Regions from separate parts of the Homo sapiens genome. Here region 2 is linked to region 1. The links are chromatin loops, found by intact Hi-C in ENCODE. Cell type or tissue: CD14-positive monocyte. All regions are shown on one strand.

Region 1 (8,000 bases):
GAGGTCAGAAAAGGGGTGTGGGGAGCTCTCAGAGCCTGTGCAGCTGGAGCTGCAGCGCCCAGGCAGGCCCCTGGATGCTGGGGGCGCCAAGTCCGCCCACCCAGGGCTTTGAGGCCACACTCTCCGGCTCAGCCCACGCTCTGTCTTGTTGCCTGAGACAGCTCCTCCTGTGGGTTCTGCCCACCTTGCTGCTTTTCTCCTGAGTTCTTTTTGTTCCCATTGCCATTTGGAGTTGTTCAGAGACCAGGGCAGGGTACATGGTTTGGGAAGTTGGTCAGAAGTGTTTGATTCCTAACCAAACCACCAGGGCAAAGCAGTCACTGAAAATGCTCCTCCAGGCATGAGGCGTGGCCTCTTGGCACCTCATGCTGGCCCTGGCCCTGTGAATCCCCCGCTTCCTCACTGCCTCTCTGAGGCTTTGCTGTGATTTGTGCTGCTGTCGGGCGGGGTCAGGTTTCCTGAGCAGTTGCAAACATCCCACCTGAAACATAACAGGCTCTTCCTCTGGCCACATCTATTGTTTCCCTCAGCATTATGGCCACAGTCTTGCTCTGTGGCCAGCAATGACATGTGTTCTCAAAATAGCTTCTCTCCCCTGTCCCTTTCCCGCCCACCCGCCCTCCTGAAGATGTAGTCCCTCCTTTGTGGTGGCCCCAGGAGTTCCACTCTAAATTTAGCTGCCGTCCATTCATACTGCCACCCAGCTAGGGGGGGCTGTTGTGGAACAATGGGGTATACACAGAGCCCCCCACACCTGTATGGAAGCTGGCGGAAGGCAGACACTCAGGCCTGGCTCCTGGCTGTCGGAGACAGGGTGGGAGCCAGCACAGCACCAGGCCGGGGGCACGTTCACGTCAAGGCAGGAAAGCACATCAGCCTGTGGAGCGGGCATCCGCCCTTCCCACCCAGACCCGCTCCAGCCTCCCCAAAACCTGAGTGCTGGGCCCCAGCTTTTGCTCCAGCACCATCCACTGGGGGCCTGGCTTCCCACAGAGTGGCCAGGCCACTGTCTGAAACGCCCTCAGGCTGCTGCTCAGAGCAAGCTCAAAGGTGTCATGCTTAGCCCTGCCCCTCCCTCTCCATCAGGAAAGGGCCTGCCTGCTTCTTTGGCTTTTTAGATCAAGTTATCAGTTAAAATTCAATCCGATTATCTTTAAGTGCCCTTCAGCTCTGAGAGCCAGTGACTGAGCCCACTGTCCCCCGAAGTCCTATGATACAACAGGCGGTATGGGAGGTATGACAATGGAAACTGCAAGAAAAGTAGGCAGTTCTCCTTGAGCACTTGACAGTCTAGTTTGAAAATAAGATGAGTCCTCCTAAAACAGTAAGAAATAGCAAACAAATTGCCATAGTTATCACTTTTAAAAAGAGTGCAAGAATATATTAAGCTCTGTGGTACATTTGGACATCCAGAAAAGGAGTTCTAAGCAGCAGTTTTTCATTTGCAGTGTACCCCAAATGAAGATGCTCCTCCTCCTGCTCCCAGGGGATGCTGCTGGTGGCTCTGCCTGCCTTTTCTAGCACCCTCAGTATCTGCCCTCGTTGGCTTCTGCTGGCCCAGGATGAACAGTTAGCCAGTGCTTATCTCACCCACTGTTCCTATTTTTATTTTATTTCCAGTTTTTCATGTACATCCACATAGTTAAGATACATATATACAATAAGTCTTTTCATAGAAATCAGAAGCGCGGGCATGGTGGCACACACCTGTAGTCCCAGCTACTCAGGAGGCTGAGGCGGGAGGATCACTTGAGCCTGGGAGTTTCAGGCTACAGTGACCTGTGATCGCACCACTGCACTCCAGCCTGAGTGACAGAGTTAGACTCTCTCTCTCTCTTTTTTTGAGATGGAGTTTTGCTCTTATCACCCAGGCTGGATGGAGTGCAGTGGCATGGTCTCGGCTCACTGTAACCGCTGCCTCCCGGGTTTAAGCGATTCTCCTGCCTCAGCCTCCCGAGTAGCTGGGACTACAGGCATGTGCCACCATCCCCGGCTGATTTTTGTAGTTTTAGTAGAGATGGGGTTTTACTATATTGTCCATGCTGGTCTCAAACTCCTGACCTCAAGTGATCCGCCTACCTCTGCCTCCCAAAGTGCTGGGATTACAAGCACGTGCCACCACGCCTGGCTAATTTTTATATTTTTAGTAGAGATGGGGTTTCACCATGTTGGTCAGGCTTGGATGAGACTCTGTCTCTTTTTTTTTTTTTTTTTTTTTGAGACGGAGTCTCGCTCTGTTGCCCAGGCTGGAGTGCAGTGGCACCATCTCGGCTCACAGCAACCTCTGCTGCCTGGGTTCAAGCAATTCTCCTGCCTCAGCCTCCCGAGTAGCTGGGATTACAGGCATGAGCCACCACGTCCAGCTAATTTTTGTATTTTTAGTAGAGACGGGGTTCCGCGATGTTGGCCAGGCTGGTCTCGAACTCCTGACCTCATGATCCACCCGCCTTGGCCTCCCAAAGTGCTGGGATTATAGGCGTGAGCCACCGTGCCTGGTCTGAGACTCGTGTCTCTTTAAAACAAAACAAAACAAAACAAAAAAACGCTGGGCACAGTGGCTTACGCCTGTAATCCCAGCACTTTGGGGGACCGAGGCGGGCGGATCACCTGAGGTCGGGAGTTTGAGACCAGTGTGGCCAACATGGTGAAACCCCATCTCTACTAAAAATACAAAAATTAGCCGGGCGTGTTGGCTCACGCTTGTAATCCCAGCTACTTGGGAGGCTGAGGCAGGAGAATCGCTTGAATCTGAGAGGCAGAGATTGCAGTGAGCCGAGATCACGCCACTACACTCCAGCATAGGCATCAGAGCAAGACTCCGTCTCAAACAAAACAAAACAAAACAAAACAAAAAAAACACATCAGTAGTCCTCTGCTCCACCCCTCCTCATCCCCAGTTCTATTTCCTGGTGGTTTCCCCCTGATATTTATGCTCTGGATATGTAGAAAATAAAAAATAGAGTTAGGAAGGAAGAAAGGAAGCTGGCATTTATTGAGTTACTAATATGTGTCAGGCACTTTGCTAGGTACTTTCATATATAAGGTGAATGTGGAAATTTCCTGTGTTACAAAGCTTCTAATTTCTGTTGAAGACATTGCTCTGGCCAGAGAGGCTCAGGGATGAATGATTCTTCACCCTGTAGAGGGAAGGAAGCAGCCGCACTCCCTATGGGAGCCCCTAAGCAGAAGGAAGACCTCAGAAGGCCCTCTCCTGGTCTTGCTCTGCTTCATGATCCAGGTTCTCCAAGTGCCACACCTCCTGTGTCAGCTCATTGAATTGCTGTTACTTGTAATGTTCAGTGTCTCAGCTTGCAGCGGTAAGCATCATAAGATCATCTCCACCGTAGAGAAGGAACTTAACCTGCAAAAGTTTTTCCTGGAGACCCAAGCCTGTTAGCTTCCTCCTTAGGTATTATTGTATATGATCTCTTTCCCAGTTCTCTGCCAGCTTGCTCCAGGAAACTCCCATACCTTAGAGAAAGTTAGTTACTTAGCACCTTCCAGAAACAGAATTATTTTTTTCTTCCACATTTTATGCCAACTTGGGTCCTTATTGCTACCAACCTGATTCAGAGTGTCCGTGTGTTGCTTGGGTTCCAAGGGCACTATCCAGGGATCACTGTGGCCCAACCTCAGCTGCTGTTAGAAGGTTCCTGTGGAACTCTCCTTCCGGGTCAGCACGCTTGACTCCATGCCAGGGCCAGTCTGTCTGAACCACAGCATTCCGGTTGCACCCCCCTCACCCCCACCAGAGGCTTCTGCAGCTTTTTACTCATACAAACAAAAATAAACCTCACTACCGGCCTCTGAACTCTGCAGCGGCATGCTTCCCCTGCTCCCCAAGTGTCCCATGGCTGCGAGTGGGGACTTGGCACTCTCCCCACCGACATCACTTTTTCACTCCCTGCGCATCCTGTGTCCTCCTCTTACCGTGCGACCCAGAGATCGGAATGGGACGTGACGGCCGGCACAGGCGCCGTGCACAGCTGCCAGGAATCTGACGGGTAAAATCTGGAAAAGTTGGGAGGGCAGATGCTAAACACACACACACACACAGCGCCACTCAGAAAGGGCCGGAAATGCAGACACCCGTAGAAGGGTGCCTGTGGACTCCGAAGCCCTCCTCCGCCTGCCACTCTTTTTAAGGGGACTGAGCCAGTCTTGTGACCCAGGTGTGACCCCCCCCGCCCAGAGGCCCACCGGTACCCCAGGAGAAAAGGGAGCAGCTTCATCTCATCTCCTGAGACTCCATGAGGGCATGCGGGGAACAGGAAGCAGTTGTTTGGTGACTCACTGGGCAGAGCCAGGTTAAGGGAAGTTGTCTGCGGGCGTCCCTGGGACCGGATGATGGCAGCACAGCTCTGACCACCCTCACGGGGCTTGGCCCCACCCCACACCCAGGGAAGCCCCCTCTGAAAGGCTGCGGCCTATTCACCTTTCTAGCTGCAAGCCAGAGCTAAGAACCCGGGGAATTTAGAGCGTCTCTGGACCTCGCTTCTAGATTTTTCTTCTGTCCTGCCATCAGAACACACAGGTAGGCTCAGTTTGTCCCCAGCATCCCTCAGCCACCTGGCTTCAAGGCTCTCCTGCCTAATTGCCAGCAATAGAGGTAGGATGGTACCAGGGCTTAGGAGCTGACTGTTCACATAGGGTAAAAAAAAAAATGGCAGCCACTTCCTTGATAGAGTCAGACCAGGCTGGACGGTTGTTTCTCAAGGCAGGAGAACTGAGATGGTAGTGGACTTGCGGGGCAGAGGCAGAGGCAGAGGCGCAGTGCAGAGCCGGACCCCCAGCCCCTGTCACTCCAGCTGCCACTGCTCCCACGTCTCCCTAAGCCATGCTTGTTCTGTCCCTGCTCACCCAGAAAGACAGATTTGAGAGCCACGGTACCAGGAGAGCATGCCTGGCAACAGAAGAGCTAGACGGAGAGCGCATGGCCTGAGAAATGAGGAACGAGAGTGCTGATGCTCCTCCGCAAGAGGAGAAAGGGCAGAGGGGTTTACTGAACCTGAGCAGGGACCATTTCCTGTTCTTACAAACTGCCCAAGCCAGGTTTGTTGGAATGCCTGTCACCCTCTAGGTGGCAGCCCTATGTAGAGGGTCAGTGACCCCGCCTCCCATGGGAAGGTAGCCCGCAGTAGTGGCACCTTGCTCTCATGAGGTGAGATCAGTAGGAAGACTTCAGCAGAGCGGGCCCCTGAGCTGCATTTCTCATGCCTGCCAGCGTTCTGTAGCCTGTGCCTTTACCAGCTGTGGTGGCAGTGGCAGCAACAACTTACTCATAGGGAGAGGTCCCTGGCAGGTCACAGAGAAGCCACCCCCATCATTTGAAGGCATGCCCTTTCAGTTTTACTGTCATTGTCAGTGAAACCTGAGCAGCCTCCTCACTGACTGTTGGTGGCCAGGACCAGCACTGTGGGCCCCATCTCGGTTGGCACGCACGTCCACTTCCCCAGCCCTGTGCCTGCATCTGGGTCTCTGCAAGTTGCTCTGTGGCAGAAGGCCATGAGAGGGTGTGACAGGGCTGGGACCTGCCCTCCTGGCCCCGCCAGGTTTGTGTGGGTGCCCTCCACCTCCCTACTCAGGGAGCATGCTGTCTGGGCAGATGCCAGCAGATCAGTTCGATTCTTGGCCATGGTCCCCAGAAGAGGAAGCAGTGCAGTAGTGGCCATGTTCTGTAGTGGCAGACATACCCAGAGCCGGTCTCGAAGGGCCGCTGCCACACGTGTAAGGCTGTCAGAGAAGAAAATCAGGCTTTTGCAAATGTGCATCTCTCGGGAACTTCCCTGAGAAATGTGAAAGTCCACAGGGAAGGCAAGCGCTGGGCCACGTGCTTGGTGAGAGGTGCTAGAGGAGGCGGTGGGACAGTGGGGCCAAGGAGACTCTTCTGCTTTTATTCTTTTGTCTACTTTTTGTTTGGCAGTTTAGCTTGCACTAGTAAGCATATGACTAGGCTGTCAATTGCTTAGTACCACGATATGGTTGCTGAAGAAGAGGCTAAGAAAAAAAGTGACAAAGTCAGTTTAAAGAAAAACGTCGAGTAAATAATAGTGTAGCTGGTACAGATTCGTGGCAAAGGAGCAGAGGTAGAACAGAAAAGACCCGTGTTTAGGAAACTGCGCTGGTCAAGGGCAAGGTGGTGGGCCATTGTGATCGACCTGGGTGTTGCTCTTTGCAGACACATGAGTTGAGTCTTAATTCATCACATTGCACGGACTTCGGCTGCTGCTGCAGGAGAATTTCGTATTATTAGCTGTCAGTATCACTTTTTTGTATAGCCTTTGAGTTCAACTTCATTGTTCGTTGTTTGTTGTTGTTGTTTTTGTTTTTTGAGACAGGGTCTCGTTCTGTCACCCAGGGTGGAGTGCAGTGGTGTGATCTCGGCTCGCTGCAGCCTCCGCCTCCAGAGCTCAGGCAATCCTCCCATGTCAGCCTCCCAAGTAGCTGGGACCACAGGCGTGTGCCACCACACCCAGCTAATTTTTTTTTTTTTTTGTAGAGACGGGGTTTCAGCATGTTGCCCAGGGTATATTTTATTTTGTTTTGTTTTGTTTTAGCTACACAGTGAAGTAAGTCAAAATAACAGATTCTGTTTGCATTTTCATGTCTAGATTGAAAAGTACCTCCTCTGTAGGCTTTCTAGATAATGTATGTGAAACCACTTTCATATCTAAGGAACCTAATTCTCCCTTGTTGAATTTGAGTCCCAGTCTTACTTTGAGAGACCTGTTATGTTGAATATCCTCAGGATCCTTTCTCAGCCCTCGGCAGGGTTGTACCCATGCCATTCCCTGGGCCCCTTGAGCTCTGTTTTTATTGCAGTGCTATGCTCAGCCCTTGGGCCTATCCCTGAGACCCGACGGGGACTGGTTATTACTGTGGAGGGGAAGAGGTTCCTAGGGGCAGGATGCTGACACACCGTAGTGTCAGGGCCCTGGCTCACCCACCTGCTTGCCTGCTCGCTGTCTGGCTCATTCACCACTCTGTCCCCATAGGCTGTCCTGGAGGACCACAGTCAGATGAGGCAGATGGAGCTCGAAATCAGACCTTTGTTCCTCGTACCAGACACCAACGGCTTCATTGACCACCTGGCCAGTCTGGCGCGGCTGCTGGAGAGCAGGAAGTACATCCTGGTGGTGCCCCTCATCGGTGAGTCAGGCGGGAAGGGCAGAGCGGCCTTGCATGTGCACAGCAGCCCCCTCCACACACGCCCCACGGCCTGGGGGCCAGGCAGGCAGAGCCCTGCTGTGCGTGTGTAAGATGGGATTTGCAGGGGAGTAGGGAACGCGTGGGGCAAAGAAAACTGTTTAATAATCAAAGTAGTTCACATTCTCATGGCTGATCCATGGCTTAAACTGCTTGAGCAAATGGACTCCTGTGTCCCAGCAACCAGAGGCTGCATGAGCCCAGCCCTTGTTTTTATCCTTATAAAGCTTGCAGTAAAACAGCAAAGCTGGTTCCCGTTATTGGTAAACACTCAGCCCTGGCAGATAACGGCAGTGCTGCTGGGTGGTCTGGCAGGGAGGCTGGGAGGATTTTGAAGTGGTTAGATGCCTTTGGTCTGATTGTCTTGTAGCTTTTCATGATCACTCTGTTGGTTCGAGGTAGCATTCTTCTGGCCAGTGTCACCCTAAGGCTAGGCCAGCAGGAACCCTCCAGAGCAAGCCCTTGGCTCATGCCTGTGGATTCCTACCACTTGGGCCCTTACCACTGTCTGGGCCTTGGTGCTGGTGCAGGGTCAGCATCTCAGGACCCAGCTAGCTTGCTTTCCCACCCTCTAGCCAGAGAGGCCCAGCTGGGCCGTCTCCACGGGACCGTCTGGGTACCCTTAGTTCTTGGAGCTCTGTGGTGGGTCAGCCTCAGGGTGGGCTCTGGGCTCTGGGCTCATATCTAGCTGATGGCCTCTGTGGAGGGAGAGAGTCTAGGAGATGATTGGGAGGCCCAGGCGTTTGCACATCCCCTTCTCAGCAGCTACTTGGAGCAAGTTTGAGAGCCTTGTC
Region 2 (8,000 bases), 66 kb before region 1:
AGCACTTTGGGAGGCCAAGGTAGGAGGAGCACTTGAGCCCAGGAGTTCAAGACCAGCCATGCAACATAGCAAGACCCTGCCTCTGCAAAAAAATTTTTTAAAAATTAGCGGGTATGGTGTGCACACCTGTGGTCCTAGCCATTCAAGTGGCTGAGGCAGGAGGATCACTTGAGCCCAGGATTTCAAGGTTACAGTGAGCTGTGATTGTGCCACTGCACTCCAGCCTGGGTGACAGAGCAAGACCGCATCTCTAAGAAAAAAAAGTTCCTTCTCAAACTGAACACAGCCTGCCTTCCTGTAATTCCCACTTAATGATTTTTTAAAAGTTTTCTCAAAATCACAAAGTCTGTTTTTTCTATATCTGACACACCTTAGTTATACTTGAAATTCTCTTTACGTTTTCTTTTCTCTAAGCTAAACAAACCAGTGCAATCAAATAGATTCTTGGCCAGTGCTGCGAAATATTATAGGACTTTATGTAATGATGCAGTGTTTAGTACTGTAATGATGGAAAGTTACTATTTCCACACCATCCTCTATGGTAGCCACTGGCCACATGTGACTTTTGAATACTTGAAATGTGGCTAGTGCAACCGAAAAACAAATCTTAATGTAGTTAAATTGAAATATCCACATGTGGCTAGTGGCTACTGTATTAAACACTGCAATTCTAGATCATTCTCCTGGCCAGATTTCTCTGTGCCATTACCAGCAGCATCAGATTCACCTGGGAACTTGTAATGTTTTAGGCCCTACCTCAGCCTTTTGAATCATAAACAGTTGAGGGTGGAGCCCAGCAGGCTCATTTAACAAGCTCTCCAGGTGATTCCAATGCACTAATACTTGAAAGGCAATTCCAGTTTGTCAAGGCTTCTGTAAAAAGCAGTGCTCAGACAAGGTCTGACATGCATGGATTTCACCTAAAGACAGCTTCAATGGCTTTTTTTTTTAATTGAATACTACTTTCTAAATATTGCATTGACTGCATGTTATAAAAATGAATACAATGTGGATATGAAGAATTTTTTTTTTTTTTTTTGAGATGGAATCTCACTCTGTCACCCAGGCTGGAGTGCAGTGGTGCAATCTCGGCTCACTGCAACCTCCGCCTCCCAGGTTCAAGCGATTCTCCTGCCTCAGCCTCCCAAGTAGCTGGGACAACAGGTGCGTGCTACCACACCCGGCTGATTTTTTTGCATTTTTAGTAGAGACAGGATTTCACCATGCTAGCCAGGATGGTCTTGATCTCCTGACCTCAGGATCCACCCACCTTGGCCTCCCAAAGTATTGGGATTACAGGTGTGAGCCATCGTACCCGGCCTGGATATGAAGAATTTAAAAAAATAAAGTGTCAGGCCAGGTGCAGTGGCTTACGCCTGTAACCCCAGCACTTTGGGAGGCTGAGGCATGCAGATCACTTGATATCAGGAGACCAGCTTAGGCAGCATGGCAAAACCCCATCTCTACTAAAAGTACAAAAACTAGTTGGGCATGGTTGCACATGCCTGTGGTCCCAGCTACTTGGGAGTTTGAGGTGGGAGGATCACTGGAGCCTGGGAGGCGGAGGTTGCAGTGAGCCGAGGTCTCACTACTGCACTCCAGCATGGGTGACAGAGTGAGACCCTGTCTCAAAAATAAAGTGCCCCTTAACAGTTTAAAAAAAATTAGTTAACAGGCAGTTTCCCAGCTGGGCGTGGTGGCTCACGCCTGTAATCCCAGCACTTTGGGAGGCTGAGGTGGGAGGATCACATGAGCTCAGGAATTCGAGAGCAGCCTGGGCAACATGGTGAAATCCCATCTCTACTAAAAATACAAAAATTAGCCGGGTATGGTGGCATGCGCCTGTAATCCCAGCTACTTGGGAGGCTGAGGCAGGAGAATCGCTCAAACTCAGGAGGTAGAGGTGACAGTGAGCCAAGATCACACCACTGCACTCCAGCCTGGGTGACAGAGCGAAACTCCATCTCAAAAAAAAAATTTGTTTGTTAAATGTCTTGGCACAGTGGCTCACACCTGTAGTCCCAGCACTTTGGGAACCAAGGCAGACAGATCACTTGCGGTCAGGAGTTCAAGACCAGCCTGGCCAACATGGCGAAACCCCGTCTCTACTAAAAATACAAAATTAGCCAGGCATGGTGGCGCACGCCTGTGATCCCAGCTCCTTGGGAAGTTGAGGCTGGAGAATCGCTTGATGCCGGGAGGCCAAGGGTGCAGTGAGCTGAGATCGCGCCACTGCACTCCAGCCTGGGTGACAGAGTGAGACTCCATCTCAAAAAAAAAAAAAAGAAAAAAGCAGGCACTTTTCCATAAGTTTCACACGGTCTTATAGTACTAGAACCCTGAGCTCTTGATTGTCAGTCTGGCGTGCTTTCCATCTCTTAGGCTGTTTGGTGAAATAGGCCTCACTGTTTGGTTTGGTGTCTCCCAGAAGAGAAAAATCTGGTTCCTTGGCATTTATTTTACCTACCCCATTTGGGGGCTGTTTCTTCTGCCTTTTCTTGCACAACTTCCCCATTGTTAGATGCCTCTGTAGTCACTCCCAATACCCTGGAAACATCTCCCTTTTTTAGGGTTTAACAGACTTCACCTGTATAGTTACTGTCTTTTAATATGACTTTCGTCCTCTTATGCTTGAAACCTAGAAGAGGAGCTGGCTTGTTCTGCTGGCCTTGAGCCAGATGTCATAACTTCAGGCAGTGCCACGCTACACATCTCCAGCAGTTTGGAATGGAGAACAGAGTTAGAGATAAGATCAGCAGCTTTAGGTGATGGCTTTGTTTCAAATAAACCATGCATGACCCAAGCCTCCACTTCAAATGGGGAATGAAATTGCTTTATCCTTTGACAGCTTGCTCTATGAAATACATTTATCTTCACTTAATTGCTTTAGATCCCAAGAGGCTACATACAGTAATTTCTAGGAGATAATTATATCAAATTTTAAAAATATGTGACTGTGGACATGAATATGTAACTGCAGTGGACAGGGAGGGAGAGAGGTGGGGGAAACCAAAAGTCCTGCTGACCTTGCTGGTAAGTTTCCATTCTTATTCTTAGAGTTTCCTTGGGTCATAGACCACTTACTCTCTGAATCTGCTGATTCATATGTGGGGTCCTTTGTACCCCATGCTGCTAGGGTTAAAGCATCTGGTCTACTACTCCTGTAGCTGGATAGTGTTTTGCTCAGTCTCCTCCTGAAACTGGGAGGGGTCAGGCTGGTGGCTGACTTCCGGTTATATGTCTTCATTTAGTCTGGCTGGGCACAGTCTGTCTACACTGTAGGCCACAGCCACTGGGGGTTCTGGTTAGTGGCAGCTGAGAACCAGCAAACTTGTTGATTTTAAAACATGACTATTTAGATGTCAGGGATAAACTTCCTGTAGATGGGGGACAGGCTTCTTTATCTTGGAGTGTTTGAGTATCCAGTTCTCATTTCCCTAACCTTTACATTTGAAAAAATCTAAAGCTTTCACTGTCATTTTCACTAATCCCAGCCACTGCCTACCTTTACCGTATATTTTTTTTCTTCTTTCTGAAATTCCAGGGTGTTTTTTTTTTCCTGCCTCCTACTAAATAACTGTATTTCCATGTTGTGATATAACAACACCAAAGGCATTTTCCAGGTGTGGACACAGTTCTGGGCCATCGCTCAGCTCTTTCTGTCTGCATCTGCCTTTAAGACTACACACTGGACAATTCGATTGTGAGCTCCGTGATACTACTCTCCAACCGCCATCCCCAAGTGTCTAGTGTGGTGCTCATGTCTTATGAGGGCTGTGTGAGGAAGAGCCAGTGAGGCCTAGCTGAATGACATGGTTGACAGGCACTCCTGCTGTAAAGACAAGGAAGATCTGACTTGGAGATACAGAGGACATTTGGATTCTGTACTAAGGTCCATGAATATCTAAGCCAGCTTGCGGGTGGGGGATGTGCCAAAACCAATCAAGGTGGGCTGACTGAATCAGAGAATCTATAGAGCCAAAGACTTTCAATTCCCATCAAGTTCTCTCAAGACCTAGTCCCATGGCGCTTTCTGCTTGCTGGGGTCATTCTCCAGGTGTCTTTTATCCCTTCATTCTCACTTAATCAGGGTCAGCCACACTCCTCAGTTCACTGAGAGGGAAGTGTTGCCTTTTCTTTTAAACTCCTCCCCGAGAACCCTGACAGCTGTGATGAGTAAGCCCATTTGCATGTGAAAGGTCCTGCTGGCGTGCCTGTAAGCGAATCTGCAGCGAGTACTGTCACACCATTTCTTGGAGTCACATCAAGGAGTTTTTTAAGGAATGACACTTTGGCTCACATCGAAAACATGAGCACCTGAATAGCAGCCTGTGGGGGTCATCAAGGTTAGGGTGTTTGTTCTAGTGTGTTTCTTTTGAGCTGGAAAAACATTTCTCCGTATATCACCACTTTTGGTACTCCCTTCTGGAGAGTTGCTTTTCTCCTGTCTACCTATTAGTGTGGTAGTAGTAACCTGTACCAAGAAGCGTTCCGTGGTTAGTAACCTGCATTCAAACCATTTCTTTTAGCTGGATCCTTTTTTTGAGTCAGGGTCTCACTCTGTCACCCAGGCTGGAGTGCAGCGGCGGGATCTGCGCTCACTGCAACCTCCACCTCCTGGGTTCAAGTAGCGATCCTCCTACCTCAGCCTCCAAGGTAGCTGGGACTACAGGCGTGTGCCACCATGCCCAGCTAATTTTTTTATTTTATTTTTTTGTAAAGAAGAGGTCTCACCATGTTGCCCAGCCTGTTCTTGAACTCCTGGCTCAAGCAATTCTCCTGCCTCGGCCTCCCAAAGTGCTGAAATTACAAGCGTGAGCCATCATGCCTGACCTTAATTTGATCTTTCAGGAGCAGAACATGCCTGTTTTTTCTTGTGTTTTATTTAATAAAAAGAACATACTAAACTTATGTAAGGACTTACCAAGAAGGATAATTGAAATTCTGGTGTCTTTAGACAAAAAAGCTAAAAAAAAAAAAAGGAAAAAAAGGTGAGGCCTTTTCAGGGATTGAATCGTCTTTGGTGCATTTTTTGGTGAATTCCATGAATCCAGCTATTTTGGTGTATTCAGTAAAGTTTTCCCTGAGTTTGACTTAGGACTCTGTGTGCGTATGCGTGTGTGTGTTGAACATATGTGTCTATTCCTCTGGAAAGATCATTAAATCCAAATTCTGAATAGGGAAATGGAGACTTTCCAAGGAGTGTCAGGAGCAGGCGAAAAGGAAACATTTTGCCACAGATATTTAGAATCAATGAGATAGATGAGATAGAAATGAAGAAATGCCATGATTTACTTCTATTTCTTAGAGCTCACTGTGTGGTTGACTGATAACAGTCACTAGCCACATTTGTCTACTTAAATTAATTGGCCAGGCGCAGTGACTCATGCCTGTAATCCCAGCACTTTGGGAGGCTGAGGTCAGGAGTTCGAGACCAGCCTAGCCAACATGGTGAAACCCCGTCTATGCTAAAAATACAAAAATTAGCCAGGCATGGTGTGCATGCCTGTAATCCCAGCTACTCAGGAAACTGAGACGTGAAAATCGCTTGAACCCCAGGGCAGAGGTTTCAGTGAGCCAAGATCACACCACTGCACTCCAGCCTGGGCGACAGAGCGAGACTCTGTCTCAAAAAATATGTATATATTTATATCTGTATATATACACACACAGACACACACACACACACACACACACACACACACACACACACATAAATATATATATAGGCTAGGTGTGGTATCTCATGCCTGTAATCCCAGCACTTTGAGAGGCCAGTGTGGGAGGATTGAGTCCAAGCGTTCAAGACCAGCCTGGACAACATAGTGAGATTCCATCTCTACACAAAATTTAAGTTAGCTGGGCATGGTGGTAGCGCCTGTAGTCCCAGCTACTCAAGGGGCTAAGGTGGGAAGATTGCTTGAGCCTGAGAGGTTAAGGCTATAGTGAGCTGTGATTGCACCACTGCACTCCAGCCTGGGTGACAGAGTGAGAACACTGTTTCAATCAATCAGTCAAAACTTAGTTAATTAAAATTAAGTAAAATTGAAAAATCAATTCTTCAGTCACACTAGTCACATTTCTAGTGGTCAGTAACCACATGAGACTAATGGGTACTGTATTGTCAAGCATAATATAGAACATTTCCATTATTGCCATAAGGTTCTCTTAGACAGCTTTGCTTTGTGATAAAGTCACTAAGTATAACTCAGTTTTTAAGATTGGGGTTGGTGGGGGTGGACGGGGAAAGAGGAGACGTTGGGCAAAGGATACAGAGTTTTTATTAGACAAGAGGAGTAGGTTCTTGTGATCTGTTGTACAGCATGGTGACTAGAGTGAATAATGTATATTTCAAAATAGCTTAAAGAATAGATTTTTAATGTTCTCACCACAAATAAATAAGTATATGAGATGACGAATGTGTTACATAGTCCAATTTGATTGTTCCACATGTATACATTTATCAAAACATCACATTGTGCTTCATAAATATATACAATTACTATTTGTCAATTTAAAATAAAACTATTAGGCTGGGTGCAGTGGCTCATGCCTGTAATCCCAGCACTTTGGGAGGCCGAGGCAGGTGGATCACCTGAGGTCAGGAATTTGAGACCAGCCTCGCCAACATGGCAAAACTCCATTTCTACTAAAAATACAAAAATTAGCCAGGCATGGTGGCTCACGCCTGTAATCCCAGCTAGTCGGGAGCCTGAGGTAGGAGAATCACTTGAACCCAGGAGGCAGAAGTTGCAATGAGCCGAGTTCGTGCCACGGAACTCCAGCCTGGGTGACAGAGTGAGACTCTGTCTCAAAAAAAAAAATAAATTAAAATAAAACTTTTTAAAAAAGGTCTGGGATGATGACAGGGAGGATATTGAGAGGGAGATACTAGGATTTGAATAGCTAAAGCCATTTAATTAGGAATGAATCAGCATCAGAAGCCATGGACTTCAAAGAGTGGAAAATTACAAGATTCCTACTGAGATAATTTAGTAGTGTATTTAGCAGGATTCAGAATATTATCTCCAACATGATCAATTTTCATGACCTTCTATAAGGAATTTGTCTACTCTTATAAACAGCCTCCTTTCATAGACTTCTTAAAAAGTGATTTTGTCTTTATGCCTTCATTGTTAACACTTGCTTTTCCAATCTCAGTGTTTCATTTTCATAGATAAAACTTACATCAGCATTTTCCGTAGTGCTATCATGATGTATTATTTCATTTGATTTCCACTACAGTTCTAGGAGGCATTATCTTTTTTTTTTTTTTTTTTTTTTTTTTTTTGAGATGGAGTCTCGCTCTTATCGCCCAGGCTCCCAGGTTGTAGGCACGATCTCGGCTCACTGCAACCTTCGCCTCTTGGGTTCAAGCAATTCGCCTGCCTCGGCCTCCCAAATTGCTGGGATTACAGGCGTGCACCACCATGCCCAGCTAGTTTTTGTATTTTTAGTAGAGATGGGGTTTCACCGTATTGGACAGGCTGGTCTCGAACTCCTGACCTTGTGATCCACCCACATCGGCCTCCCAAAGTGGGCATTATCACATTTTACAGCTGAGAAGATTAAGACTTAGACTGATTTATCTGAGATCATATGACAATACTAGGTCAGAACCCAGAACTATCATTTTGTATTAGATTTAGGTGAATAAGAGGCCTAAACATACAGTTTTATCCTCTTACATCAAGAGTCTAGACATAGGCAGTCCAGGGCTAGTGTTCGGGCTCTACCACTTGGCTTCCCCAAGTTGGCAGACACTGGAACCTCCAGCTCAGTATACAACATCCTACAATGTGGTCCCATCCCAAGATGGTTAGTAGAGCATCAGCAGGCAGCTTAATGGAGGAAGAAAACAGAAAGGGTATGCCCCATATATTTAAAGAGACTTCTTCAAGGTTTTACGTAAAAGTTCTATTTACATCTCAAGAGTCACATGGCTATCCTACCTGCAGAAAAAGCTGAAAATATGGTCACCTGGCTGGCAGAAATGTATC

What was found. A loop is a pair of places that touch in the nucleus more often than their neighbours do. Peaks named below come from ENCODE experiments on the same cell type or tissue, not always from the same donor. Only the 100,000 strongest peaks of a DNase experiment are listed, where the experiment ranks them.
Region 2: a loop joins it to region 1, with 2.7 times the contacts of the local background. A loop is called at or near these places in 9 of 110 quality-filtered maps.

Annotation. Positions count from the first base shown.
Region 1 is chr17:2,067,927-2,075,926 of GRCh38, reverse strand. It overlaps SMG6 (SMG6 nonsense mediated mRNA decay factor), which reads left to right. Exons shown (of 19, transcript NM_017575.5): 16 at 6,996-7,149. It overlaps LOC107984988 (a long non-coding RNA gene), which reads right to left and starts at 4,331. Exons shown (of 2, transcript XR_001752757.2): 1 at 4,207-4,331; 2 at 2,963-4,011. RefSeq lists enhancers at 1-22, 167-246, 23-712, 3,529-4,728, 5,099-5,158 and 1 more. In CD14-positive monocyte, no CTCF peak of the experiment used is centred here; DNase peaks (open chromatin) are centred at 4,316 and 5,325; H3K27ac peaks cover 641 bases.
Region 2 is chr17:2,133,711-2,141,710 of GRCh38, reverse strand. The region is part of intron 13 of SMG6 (SMG6 nonsense mediated mRNA decay factor); the gene reads left to right. Among named protein-coding and RNA genes, the nearest start is that of SMG6-AS1, 48 kb to the right of the region's middle. RefSeq lists enhancers at 2,493-2,692, 4,238-4,287 and a silencer at 3,113-3,312. In CD14-positive monocyte, no CTCF peak of the experiment used is centred here; DNase peaks (open chromatin) are centred at 2,570, 3,240 and 4,200; H3K27ac peaks cover 2,531 bases.